Linked DNA regions of Homo sapiens: region 2 is linked to region 1. A link is an interaction called in ENCODE POLR2A ChIA-PET data of the cell type or tissue named here. Cell type or tissue: OCI-LY7. All regions are shown on one strand. Each heading gives the region's core, and the rest is flanking DNA. Links, peaks and the distances in the headings are about the cores only.

What was found. ChIA-PET counts read pairs that join two places held together with the same protein. Peaks named below come from ENCODE experiments on the same cell type or tissue, not always from the same donor. Only the 100,000 strongest peaks of a DNase experiment are listed, where the experiment ranks them.
Region 2: POLR2A ChIA-PET joins it to region 1 with 8 read pairs; 1 of 35 experiments calls an interaction of 5 or more read pairs at or near these places.

Annotation. Positions count from the first base shown.
Region 1 is chr12:52,058,551-52,066,798 of GRCh38, reverse strand. NR4A1 (nuclear receptor subfamily 4 group A member 1) reads right to left here. Exons shown (of 7, transcript NM_173157.3): 7 at 7,296-8,111. The coding sequence ends at 7,855. NR4A1AS (NR4A1 antisense RNA) reads left to right here and starts at 7,299. Exons shown (of 2, transcript NR_170321.1): 1 at 7,299-7,698; 2 at 7,766-8,049. It also overlaps a transcript of ATG101 not described here. In OCI-LY7, for the core only: no CTCF peak of the experiment used is centred there; no DNase peak of the experiment used is centred there; H3K27ac peaks cover 622 bases.
Region 2 is chr12:50,186,306-50,191,305 of GRCh38, reverse strand. All of the region lies in intron 9 of LIMA1 (LIM domain and actin binding 1), which reads left to right. Among named protein-coding and RNA genes, the nearest start is that of CERS5, 21 kb to the right of the region's middle. In OCI-LY7, for the core only: no CTCF peak of the experiment used is centred there; a DNase peak (open chromatin) is centred at 2,205.

The DNA of each region.
Region 1 (8,248 bases), core at 1,843-6,842:
ACTCAGCCCTTTGCGACCACTAGCCTGACATCATCATCATCATCATCATCATCACTACTACCAATCATTGAACCTTGCTAGGTACAATGCCAGCACTCATAGGCCCTATTGTGCTGATTTTTCCAACTACCTTTCAAGGTAGATACAGTCCACCTCCCCGACACTCCACTCTCTGATTTACTTGATATTATAACTGAAGCCCAGTCATACATAGTGATGCATAGTGGTTTCCTGTGATGCTTAATTTTACGTGTCAGCTTGACTGGGACACAGGGTACCTAGACAGTTGGTTAAGTATGATTCTGGGCTTGTCTGTGGGGTGTTCTGATGAGCCTAACATTGGAATTGGCAGACAGTGAAGCCGATTTCCCTTCCCGGTGTGGAGGGGCTTCATCCAATCAGTTGAAAGCCTAGTAGAACCAACAGGTTGACCCTTCAGTGAGTAAGGGGAACTCCTGCCTGACTGTCTTAGAACTGGGACATTAGTATTTTCCTGCTTTCAGGTTCCAACTGCCTTCAGATAACTGCTTCTCCTAGGTCTCAAGACTGCAATGACACCATCAGCTTTCCTGACTTCAGATCTTAGGACTTGTCAGCCAGCTCCTTATAATAAATCCCTCTCGGCCGGGTGTGGTGGCTCACACCTGTAATCCCAACACTTTGGGGGGCCAAGGCAGGCAGATCACCTGAGGTCGGGAGTTCGAGACCAGCCTGACCAATATGGAGAAACCCCATCTCTACTAAAAATACAAAACTAGCCAGGTGTGGTGGCGCATGCCTGTAATCCCAGCTACTCAGGAGGCTGAGGCAGGAGAATTACTTGAACCCGGGAGGCGGCGATTGTGGTGAGCTGAGATCTCGCCATTGCACTCCAGCCTAGGCAACAAGAGCGAAACTCCATCTCAATCAATCAATCAATCAATCCCTCTCTTTCTGCCGCCACATATGTATGGGGGAGAAACTCTCTCTCTACATTATGTGTGTCTATGTCCTACTGCTTCTGTTTCTCTGGAGAACCCTGACTAGTACACGTCCAAGGCCATGCAGCTGCTCTTTCCTCCTTCCACCAGTGTTTTCACCCACTTATGTCCCTACTCCGGCACTCACCTTTCCATGGAGCCTTGCCTACTGGACTGGGGAACATAAGGAAGGCTGAGTCCTCTCACCTCTTTATCTCACATGCTGACCCACACTTGCCTCTTCCTACCTCCCTGAATTCTTACAGGGAAATTCTCACTGCAACCCTGGGTCTCAGCCCCTCTGGTAGTCCCATCAGGGAGGGGAGGGAGTGGTTAAAAAACTGGGATTGTGTGGGATGAATTATCTCATTCTATGCCCCTACCTCTGATGATCAAGACGTAATCGTCTATTCATTCATTCATGCCACACGTGGAACTGTCCACATGCCAGGCCCTTGTAATACCTTGTGATGCCAAGGGGGACAAGTCACAGTTCTAGCCCTCTGGGAGCTCAGAGTCTTCAGAGGAGGTGGACCAGGAGATACCTGTGGGTAAGAAAACCCAACAAGTGGTATGAAAGAAATGGCAGCAGGTTTTGTGGGGACCCAAGAGGGCCAGGATGGAGAGATGCTGGTTACCTGGAATAAAAAGTGACACATTCAGGCTGGATGCGGTGACTCACACTTGTAATCCCAGCAATTTGGGAGGTCGAGGCGTTGGATCACCTGAGGTCAGGAGTTCGAGACCAGCCTGGCCAACATGGTGAAACCCCATCTCTACTAAAAATACAAAAAGTAGCTGGGCCTGCTGGCACGTGCCTGTAATCCCAGCGACTCAGGAGGCTGAGGCAGGAGAATGGCTTGAAACTGGGAGGTGGAGGTTGCAGTGAGCCAAGATCATACCACTGCAGTCCAGCCTGGGCAACAGAGAAAGACTCTGTCTCAAAAAACAAAAAACAAACAAATAAAAAACAGAAAGCAACACATTCAGAGTGAAGAGGAGTCCCAAGCCCTGCTCTCAGCAAGTTGGGAAGTGACCAGGCACCAGGAGAAAACGAGGACAGCTTGAGAGAGCACCAAGCAGCAACCTAGGGAGATGGCAGGGAAGGGGGTTGATTCCAGGAGGAAGTGGGAATTATTCTAGGAAAGCTCCCTGGAGAAGAGGGAAGAAAAAAAACAGGGGGCGGGGGCAGAGAGTAGAAACTGAGGGTTCTGGGGGTGAGAGAGGCAAGGATAAGAGAGAGCAGATTTTCAGCCCGAGCCCAGAGCCACAGCTGCCAAGCAGACAGGCGACTGGCTCAGACTCTCCGAGCCATGCCTGCAGCAGAGGCCTGTGGGGAGACCTTGAAGGCCAACCCAAGACCTTGGGAGTAGGCAGCTGGCTTCGCCTGGTGAATGTGGCCTCAAATGGCCCCAACTCATCCTGGTGTGTGCCCAGGGGAGAGCTGAGCCCCAAAGCTGCCCCTGCAAGCCACCCCAGCTGCTCCAGCGCTGACCCCAGTGGCGTCACAGGGAGTGACTCAAGCCCCAGCAACAACAATGAGTGGGACTGACGTCAGGCCAGGGCTCCTGATGGTGGCCAGGCTGGCTGGAAAGCCAGCACCCTGCCTGCTGACCCTCCAGCCTGGGCAGGCTGAGGGGGTGAGGAGGACCAGCTGTCCCTCTCTGACATCTGCCCCCTGGACCGTGGGCAGGGGCTCTTCCACCTCCCACCCTTTCTGGGATGTCACTTCCAGCCCCCACCCTCCCTGACGGGGAAAATGTCTGGGCGGATGAAAGAGTGGCAGAGAGCGTGAGAAAGGGGCACCTCCCAGCCCCAACCTGCCAACCTCACCAGGCAGCCCGGAGACTAGGACCAAGCCGGGAGCAGCTTGTGTGCTGTCTGTTCTCCTGAGGACCCAGGGATCTGTCCATGTTGGGGAAGTGTTTTGTGGCTTTTTTCTCTTTTTTTCTTTTTTTCTTTTTTTTCCAGAAAGGTCTGTGTTTGGCCAAGTTGGGGTAGAAGCCGGGCTTTATTTCTGTGCCTCCGTCCCTCGGGGGTGCGGGACTGTCTCTCCTTGCTGCAAGATCTATTCCTTTGGCAGGCCGTTCTGAGCATCTGTCGTTCTTTAAGGAAGAGGATTCTGGGCGACTGTGCTTGCAAACGGTTAGGGGGCTGTTTATCTGCCCCAGATAAGGCAGTCTCTATATCTGCCACTGGGGAGCTGTTTTTCTGTCCCTGCTTTCTTGCGGGGCAGGGGCCATCTCTATCTGTCCTTGTGGTATCCCAGCTACCTGGGGCCCTGGGGTGGAGTCCAGGTTTCCTGCTTGGCTATGCCAAGGCTGGGCTCCCTGATTGGAGGCCTCTTTCCTCTGATGTTCTCCAGGCTAGGAGTGCAGCAACAGTCAGCACCCTGCCCGCCTGGCTTGCAGCTGGGCACTGCTCCCTGCTAACGCAGCATGTACCAGGACAGGCCCCCCCGCACTCCCCTCCCTGTCCCAGCTGCCACCCCCAGCCCCTGCGGCCACGCCAGGCCTGATTTATGGTCCTGAGTTGGGGCTGGACAGTGCCAGCGCCTGGGTCAGACCTTGAGGAGACCTCAAGTGGCACCCTTGGTCTGGCAGGGTCAGGGCCCAGGAGGAGACGACGGGGAGCCAGGGTGCTGGGGAGGATGAACACAGCAGGGGCCCAGGAGTGGCCGGCAGGAGGTGGAAGCCAAGGCCAGGGCCTCCAGGGGCCCATAGGCTTCCCGCCGGCTCCAAGTCCAGCTGGGGACCTGGAAATGTGCCTCCTGCCTTCAGAAGGTCTCTGGCTTGTGTGGGAAAGGAGATATTGGAGAGTGAAAAGGGCTTTTCCTCTGCTTTGCACTGACTCCTTCCTGTACCCACCATCAGAGGCTGGAGGTTTCAAAGTCCCACTGGCCAGCCTAGGCCAAACCAGACAGTCTCCCATCCTGGGGCCCAGGAAGAGGCCTGAGAGCCTGAAGCTGGAGCAGGGATGGAGGCAGAGGTTTGGGGCAGAGACTGCAGCCCAGAGCTGAGCACTGGCTGCCCCGGGGAAGACAGAGCAGCTGCTCCCTGAGCTATGAGGCTGCAAGGCCAGGCCCCTGAAGGGCTGGGTGCCAGATAGACACCCAGGGCTCACCCCTTCAACCTCATCCTCTGAGGAGGCCCAATGGCCCTGGGGCTCTGCTGCACTCAGGGACTTGTGAGAGAGGGGCTGGGGCTCGTCCAGATGTCCAAGCTAAAACTCTCTTAGGATCCCAGGCCCAGCTCACACAAGGCCACCCAGCACTGCCTCACCAGGGCACAACTCTGACGTGCCTGGCACAACTGCCTCATGGCTGCAAAAGGATGTCACTGCTGACTGTCCAGGGACCACACAGTGGCCACCTGCCTCTGACAAGTCTCTCTCAGGCTGCCCTCTGCAGCAGCGGAGCTGCTGCCACACAGCTGAGCATGCTGGGTGCTCAGAGCAGGCCATGTGGACAGGACACCCCATTATAGCACGGTCTCCCATGACCTTCAGGTGCTTCTCACATCCTGGAGGCTGACCCTTGCCACACCCCTCCATAACCAAGACCAGGTGGCTGGAGCCCAGGTGTGGGGCAGCTTCCTCCACACTGGCCTCAGGGAAGGGCTACAGGCAGAGACCCCCGGAGTACAGAGCTCTCCCTCAGTCCCTAGACCTCAAAGCCACCCCTCCCCAGTCACAGTGGCACCTCAGGGCTGGGGAGGGGGCCAGGGGCCTCTGGGCACTGGGCCCAGCGTGGGTGGGGTGGGGGAGACAGAGAGGCAGGCTTCCTGGGTCTCCGCGTGAGGACAAACAGCAGACTTTGAGGCCTTGGAAAATCCCGCCTGGGATTCCAGGCCCTGCCGGCGTCACTGCCTTTTGACTATTGTCCCCGTCGGAAATGGGCCCAGCCCCCGGCCAGCCTGGACAGAGCAGCCATTGTGAGGCCCCATCAGGCTCAATGCCCCCTTGTTTGCCCTCCCATCCCATAGCAAGAGTTGGAGGCCAGTTCTTCCAGTTGCTGAGTGGAAAGAAAGGGCCTGCCTCCGGGCTCCAGCCCTTGGGCGGGGCAGGGTGGGGCAGGGTGGGGCTGGAGGAACTAGCCCCCCACCCCGTACCCTAATTGCCAGGGTCCTGAAAAGGAACCACCATCAATGGAGCTTCTTATTTTTGAGGCCCTGGGCAGGGAGACCTAGTGGTTAAGTAGCCAGATGCACCCAGCTCAGCTACTCACAAGCCAGGTGACCTTGGGAAAGTCATATCCTTTCTCTGAAATGAATTCTCCTCTTTTGTAAAAACAAAAGCTAATATTTATTGGGTGTTTGCTGTGTGCCAGGCACTGTGAAAAACACTTTGTATGTATTCACTCCTATAATCTTTATAGTAACTTCATAAAATAGATTCGTTTTCTTATTTCTAGGTGAAGACACTGAGGCACAGAAAGATTAACAAACTTGCCCCAAATCACACAGCTAGTAAGAGCTGGAGCCCAGATGTAAACCCAGGCCTCGGGCTCCAGGGTCCTTGCTTTCACCACTCTCCCATGGTGCCCCTGTGAGGTGGGAATAGCCAGGCTGTCTTCATGGGATGGCAGCTAGGGCTGGAAATCACAAGCGTCTGATGAAAAGAATCTGCCAGCGTGAACCCTAATACCCGCCAGCCTCATCCATAGATATAGAGATGCTCCCTCGGCCCCACTCCACTCCCAGCCCTGGCCCCTCCCTGAGCATCTGAGCAGCCCTCTTGCCTTCCCCAGTGCCTGTCCTGTCCTCACGTCTGTCTGTGCTAAAGGCAGGGAGCTGGAGGTGAGTGACACAAAGGAAAAGGACTCGGTCCAGCCAGCTGGCGGGAGATTTCCCAGCAAGCTCTGCTCCTAACCAGCCTCACCTCCCCACTGAACAGATGGGAAACTGAGGCTCGGTGAGGAGGAGGGACTTCTCAGAGAGCAGCATGGAGTTGGAGGCAAACAGAAGCCCACCTACTGATGGCCCCATGTCGTCAGGCGCGGGTGCAGCTGACAAAGCCTCGCTCAGGGGTCTGGGGCTGGGTGGGCGATGCCAGGGATACATGTTTGGAAGTCCACAGCACTGCTGGGAGCATGTCCCAGGGTCGGGACCGTGGTCTCCCTACCCCAGCCTCACTCGGACCTTCAGCAGGCCTGAGGCTGGACTGTGCTCCCAGAACCTGAGTGAGGGTATGTGGATGGGGGCTCCCTGCAAGCTGTGGCTGGAGCACCAGGGAAGGCCCCTGCTTCCCCCCATCCACAGCTGAGAGCCCTATTCTGTCGGGCCCCATCCAGTAGGAGCTGCCCCTCAGCCAGCCACTTCCCAGGAGCCATGGAGGTGGAGACTTGGGGGGTCCTGGGCCAAGGGCTGTGAGGAACACGTGTGAGGGCACTGCCTTCAGGCCTCCTGCTGGGTCCTAGAGAAGCAAACAGTGAGGCTGGGTGAGCACCGAGCACAGGAAGGTGCCAGACCCTGCATGATGACCAACTCCCATGGGCCTCAGGTTAGGTCCATCCACATGTTTCTCAGAAGGGTGGCCCCAGGCCACCTGCATCACAAGCACCTGGGTACTTGCTAGAACTGAAGGTTTGGGGCCCCCTCACCTCCCCAGATCTGAGTCTCTGGGGGTAGATCCCAGGAATCTGCATTTTAAGCCAGCTGACTAAACAACTGACGAGCCTAGGGGGTTGGAGGGCCTACGTGGGGACACGGGCACAGGTAGGGACTTCAGTACAATCTTCTTGCCGAGAAGGTGAGGGCCGCCAGATCCCTGGATCTTCTTGCTGGGGTGGCAGGAGAGTGGGGAGGAATGTTGAGAATGGGGATGTTAAAACCCTGAATGTAACAGCTACTACCAATTTGGGCTTACTTAAACCCAGCCCATGCTAAGCATTACACACACACTCCTCTGACCGTAAAAGCTCTGTGAGGCTGGGTCTATTCTTGTTTTATGGATGTGGAAATCAAGAATCAGAGAATATATGTCCAGTTTAGGAAACATGACAACCCTGAGATCTGCGGCTAAGTCTATTGCTAGGGCCCTGCAGTGACCCCTGGGCTAGTCAGCCACTGCAGACCCCAGCAATGAGCCAGGCACAGCTAGCCAGGCACAGCTAATGCAGGCTTCCCACGTGTTAGAAATTAGTCTAAGTGCTTTGCATAACAACCTCGTGAAGCAGGTGTCATTATTATCCGCCTTTTACAAATGAGTACACTGAGGCCTGACAGCTCAGGCTGGTAACATCCAAGTTTCATCTTGAGCAGCCCATCTCTTATGTAATGATGGGGTGTGTCTGGTGGGGGAGTGGGGAGGGGGCATCAGAGACAGACTGAATCTCAGTTCCAACTACATGTCTATTTTTTATTCAATATATTAAATATATTAATCAGAAAAGTCACATACTATAAATCCAGGAAAATACACAAATATAAATGTCAGAATCTGTCATTTGTCTTCTTCCTAGAGTGACAGTTTATGTACATGTGGAAGGAGGGTAGGAAGAGAGAGCCAGCAGGAGGCTGGAAAGGCTGCCCAGGAAGGCGGGGCCCATCCCTTCCTCCCAGCCCCGCTCCCACCTCAAGCTCTTTCTTCCTGTATTTACAGCAGCACTGGGCTTATTTACAGCACGGCGCTATGTGTTAAAAACGGTTTATCTTACAAAAAACATAAAGGCCGGGGCCAGGCTGGGGGGGATAAGACAAATCGTGGGGTCACCCCCATGAAGGCATCCCCCTCCCCAAGGGCTTGAGCTCCCTGCAAACCTCCTGGAGCAGGTGAGAAGGTGGAGTCATTCTGCAGCTCAAGCCCAGGCTTGGGGGTGCTCTGGGGGTCCGTGGACTAAAGGCACATGGGGTGGCATATGAGAGTGCGCATGTGCACACGTGTTCCCAGGCAGGGGTCAGAAGGGCAGCGTGTCCATGAAGATCTTGTCAATGATGGGTGGAGGGGGCACCAAGTCCTCCAGCTTGAGGTAGAAGATGCGCTGCAGGCCCTGGGTGCACAGGGTCCGCAGCTCGGGCAGTTTGCCCAACAGACGTGACAGGCAGCTGGCTGGCTGGGGCTCGCCCGCCACAGCTGCCACGTGCTCCTTCAGGCAGCTGGCGATGCGGTTCTGCAGCTCCTCCACCCGCCGCGGCTCCTGCAGCCCATGCCGGTCTGCGGGAAGGGTACAGGATTAGCTGTACATCTGAGAACCAGGCCCCCAAAGCCCCAGCCTCCCCCAGGCCCCTAAAACTGCTGCCCCTGACCACCCCTCATGCTCTGCTGGCACTTCACAAAAGCGCATTCACATG
Region 2 (5,000 bases), core at 1-5,000, 1.9 Mb after region 1:
GATCTGCCTGCCTCGGCCTCCCAAAGTGCTGGGATGGGATTATAGGCATGAGCCACTGTGCCCAGCCAGGAAAAATCTGTTCAACTAAAATCAGCACATTGGACGAGATGTGCAATTTCACCTTAAAGATAATGGCTTCCTAATCTGCAGAGCTTGATCTTAACCTGTGGTTAGCTTTTTTTTTTTTTTTTTTTTTTGAGACAGGTTCTCACTTTGTCACCCAGGCTGGAGTGCAGTGGTGTGGTCACAGCTCCCTGCAGCCTCTATCTCCTGAGCTCAAACCATCCTCCCAAGTAGCTGGGACTATAAGCACATGCCACCACACCCAGCTAATATATTTTTTACATTTTTATAGGGATGGGGTCTCACTATGTTGCCCAAGCTGGTTTTGAACTTTTGGCTTCAAGTAATCCCCCCACCTTGGCCTCCCAAAATGCTGGGATTACAGGTATGAGCCACCAAACACACCTGGCCCTGTTGTTCCCACTTTTTTTTTTTTTTAGGACCTGTTGTTTACAACAATGTCATTAACATTTTTAACGAAAGAATGTGTCCACTGGAATGGGGGCTGGCCAGCCCATTTTCTGAAAAAAAAAAAAAAAAAAAAAAAAAAAAAAAAAAAATGAGGCCGGGTGTGGTGGCTCACGCCTGTAATCCCAGCACTTTGGGAGGCTGAGACGGGCGGATCACCTGAGGTCGGGAGTTCAAGACCAGCCTGAACAACATGGAGAAACCCCATCTCTACTAAAAGTACAAAAAAAAAAAAAAAAATTAGCCGGGCATGGTGGCACATGCCTGTAATCCCAGCTACTTGGGAAGCCGAGGCAGGAGAATTGCTTGAACCTGGGAGGCAGAGGTTGTGGTGAACCGAGATTATGCCATTGCACTCCAGCCTGGGCAACAAGCATGAAACTCTTGTCTCAAAAAAAAAAAAAAAAATGACATTCAAGCAACACTTATACTAAGGGTATAACATTAGATATTAAGAATTGAGGCCAGGCACGGTGACTCACAGCTATAATCCCAGCACTTTGGGGGGCCGAGGCAGGCGGATCACGAGGTCAGGAGTTCGAGACCAGCCTGGCCAACATGGTGAAACCCTGTCTCTAAAAATACAAAAATTAGCTGGGCGCAGTAGTGCGTGCCTGTAGTCCCAGCTACTTGGGAGGCTGAGGCAGGAGAATCACTTGAACCCGGGAAGCAGAGGTTGCAGTGAGCCAAGATCACACCACTGCTCTCCAGCCTGTGTGACAGAGTGAGATTCCATCTCAAAAAAAAAAAAAAAAAAAAAAAATTGGCCAGGCATGGTGGCTCACACCTATAATCCCAGCACTTTGGGAGGCCAAGGCGGGCAGATCACGAGGTCAAGAGTTTGAGACCAGCCTGGCCAACATGGTGAAAGCCTGTCTCTACTAAGAATACAAAAATTAGCTGAGCATGATGGCAGGCACCTGTAATCCCAGCTACTTGGGAGGCTGAGGCAGGAGAATTGCTTGAACCCGGGAGGTGGAGGTTGCAGTGAGCCAAGATCGCGCCACTGTACTCCAGCCTGGGCAACAGAGCTAGGCTCCTCAATCTATAATCTGCTTTTATTACCCAAGTTTTAAAAGTCGTCTTTTCCTCTTCTATGGGCAAATATATATTCCCATAAAAATAAGCCAAAAAATGTTTATTAAAAATGCAAAACTTATTTTAGGTTTGTTAGCTGACTTGTTTTAATTGACTAGCTTGCTAATGAGGGGCTACTTCACTCGTTTGGATTACCCACACTTCTTTAGTGTCTTTCTCCTCTAGTGCTCTTTTAAGTAGCAGGGTTGTGTTTCAAAAGTTTTAGCATTTGAGAGAAACTCAATAAATAGAATGAGTTTTAAGGTGGTTTGTGCTGCTCCCAACTCATGCTCATATCTGCCGTGCTTATACCTCTGACTGTGAGCATGATTGGTCCACAGATAAAAGTTTTACTGCACACAAAGTATGAAGAGGAGGGGACATCAGGGAGGGTTTGGAACAAAAGGAGGAAAGGGGAGAATCCAGGATTTAAAGAGTGGATTTAAAAGGTGAGCAAGGTGAAAAAGATAAAACATGAAAATTTTAAAGGAGGCAGAGATTTATGAGAAGAGTAAGGTTTATTGAAAAGGAACAAAAGGTAAAGAAAGCAGAAAGAGAAAGCAAGTCCAGGAAGAATGGGCGGGGTCATGGTGATTGAATCTGTACATGTGCTCCGCATGGCTGTGTTCTGGCCTTGAAGGTTGGCTGATGCTGCCATCAGCACTTTCTTTGTCAGTATCTGGAGTCTCACAAAGTAGCAAACCCCACAGGGTTACTTTCCTCTCTGACAGCAATGCTGCCTAGATGTGAGTGCTCAGGTTGTGGTTGGGGATCAAGAACGGCTAGCAAATCTAACTTGGTGATGGATTCTGTGTAACCCAGGACCTGGGGAAATACAGGAACTAAAATCTGTTCTTGTGACTATTTGAATTCTCAATGCAGTCTTGCATCCCTCGTTCAACTGCTTGGCCAGACTTCCTTGTACTGGGTGGGGATCCCTCCCCACTCAAGTTCCACGGGGTGAGCGGATGAGTGGTGTGTGAAAGGGCACACCTCACTTAGGTCTCCTTTGGCACCAGGGAGAGGAAACAGAGGTAAAGCTGTCTCTGTCTCTGCCTCAGACCCATGCCTACTCCTTTGGCACTGGTCACTCAGCAGTAGAATAGTAGTATAGTAGTAGACGGCCCTATCTGCATAGTCACACACCTCGGGTTTTGAGCATTGTGTAATGACCAGAGTAAACTGGCCTGGCTGTTTGCCTCTGGTCCACAGCTCAGATGATCATGGTGTACAGAGCCTGGTGGAACCCAGTTACATCTCCACTGTTATTTAAGGGCAATTTATTTGCTCTTCCTCAGAGTTCCCCTTTACAGTCTGCAGGCAAATATACAGATACTTTAGTAAATGTTTATAGGAAGACCTGCTGGCAGAACTGGTCTCATGGCTGCAGACTATGAACAGAAGTTGTTTCTCCACTTTGGGAAATTACATACAGCTAAGAATAAACTTGTTCACTCAGAATAGATTTTTGGATCCCACACATCCTGGAAAAAACTGTTTCTTAGTGCCTGTCTGTTATTGAAAAGAGGACATCTAAGGTAGAGATTCAATTCATTTCAAATTTTAGCTTAATAAAGTAAAAAGAAATGATAGAGGTCTTTAAGGATTCTGTACACTTTGAACACTGGCCACAGAGCTTACTTGGTAAGACTTGGTACCAATGAAGTTACAGGTTCATTCTCAAAAAGGGTGTCGTTCTGAGAGCAGAGCTTAGTGGACCCTGTGAGAAGTATCAGGCCTTTCTACTTCAAGAGACTCAGAGATCTCTTAGGCTTTATGTCCTCCCATTTGAAAGAAATCATCCCCTAAACGTTCCCAGAGGAGAGGATAGGGAAGGAAGAGGCAAGGAGATGTGACTGGCCCTAGGGAACAACTGTCTGCCCTCACTGTGTACGGGACAACCAAGTCCCAGGCCTCCTCACAGCGTTTTGCTGATGAATGTTGAGAGAGAACATGGCACTCTACGTGAGAGGGCAGCACACACTGCACTGCCCCTCTCGGTACCCTGCCAGCTGTTCCTCCCCCTGAAGACACAGTGGGAGGTTTTATGCTGGCTTGCAAAGCTGTCAAAATTATGCTAGAAGAGTGTCTAGAATCTTTTCTCACTCACTCACTATTACTGCCTTTTCAGAGGACTGTCCTTTCTTCTCTGTGTAGAGCACTCTATTTAAGATATGAATATTCCCCAAAATGCTTTCATAGAGTTTCACAGAAAATTAGAGGAAGGGTTAAGGCTGCACAGGGCTGGCCCAACCATTTGCTGTGTGGTGAAGAATTTCAGTTTCATTACCTAGATATTTTACACAAATTGGAAGGAATGAAAGGCATTTTGTGGTATTCTGAGGAATAGAGGCTTGACGTCAATACAGAATTTTCATCTTCTTTCACTATGTCTAAAGGCTAGTTAACATCAATGTCTGTTGTCAGCTGCTCCCCCCTACCTCCCACACACACCACAACTGGGGCCTTTATTAGAGTAAAAAATATATGAGACAAGAGGGTAAAAGAATGTAAATGAAGCCATGCAAATTTGTTAGAAAAACAGCTTTAAGTAGATGGTAATCAACAGAGGGTCTGTAATATCCCTCAAACGGGAAAGACAGTATTTATGAACATCAATTATTTATAGATTACCTCATTCACTCTAGAATATCCTGAAGATATTATCTACACATTTTTATTTGAAACAAAGGGAAGACCATAGTTTGTTCAAATTGCTGTCGTGGGATTAATTTCATTTGGGTTAGCATCTGCTCTCCTCCCCAAAGAGTTTCCCTTGGCTGTGGAAATTTAACATTCCAGGACAATTTAGAAAATGCTCTCTTGGTTTGTGAGTCAGGAGTTCTGAGTTTGTGCAGTGAGCAGGTCTATGCAGACCTACCCACAAAGGCTGAGGGAGCTGAAAAGCCAAAGAAAGAGGCTGACAAATCCAGTTTCTCAGAAAGAAACATTTAATAAGAGCTTATGAACAGAAGTGATGTCTAGGAGGCCATGAGACAGTGGATCCCTGCACCAGCCCTCCAGAAAATATCCTTTATATAGCAAGGTTTTAGGATAAAACATGTGCAGCTAGTCACGCTTGACTTTCTTGCAAAACTTATCACTGGAGCGATTGGATAAGCATCTTTATGAGGGGTTGTCTATGCTCTGGGCACTACCCCTTTATGAGGGATAATCTATGCTACAGGCATTGTTTAAAGACTTTGCTGCAGAACAAACCACCTTGGTATGCAGGAGTCAAACCACCAGTTAGCATGGTGGTTTCACTCCAAGATGGCATCACTCCTGCCATGCAACAGGCTGTTTTCCTACAGTTTTAATTCTATTTCTGTTATTGACTATGTGAACTTTGATAAGACCTGGTGTTTAACTTTCTACTTGGTAGGGGCAAA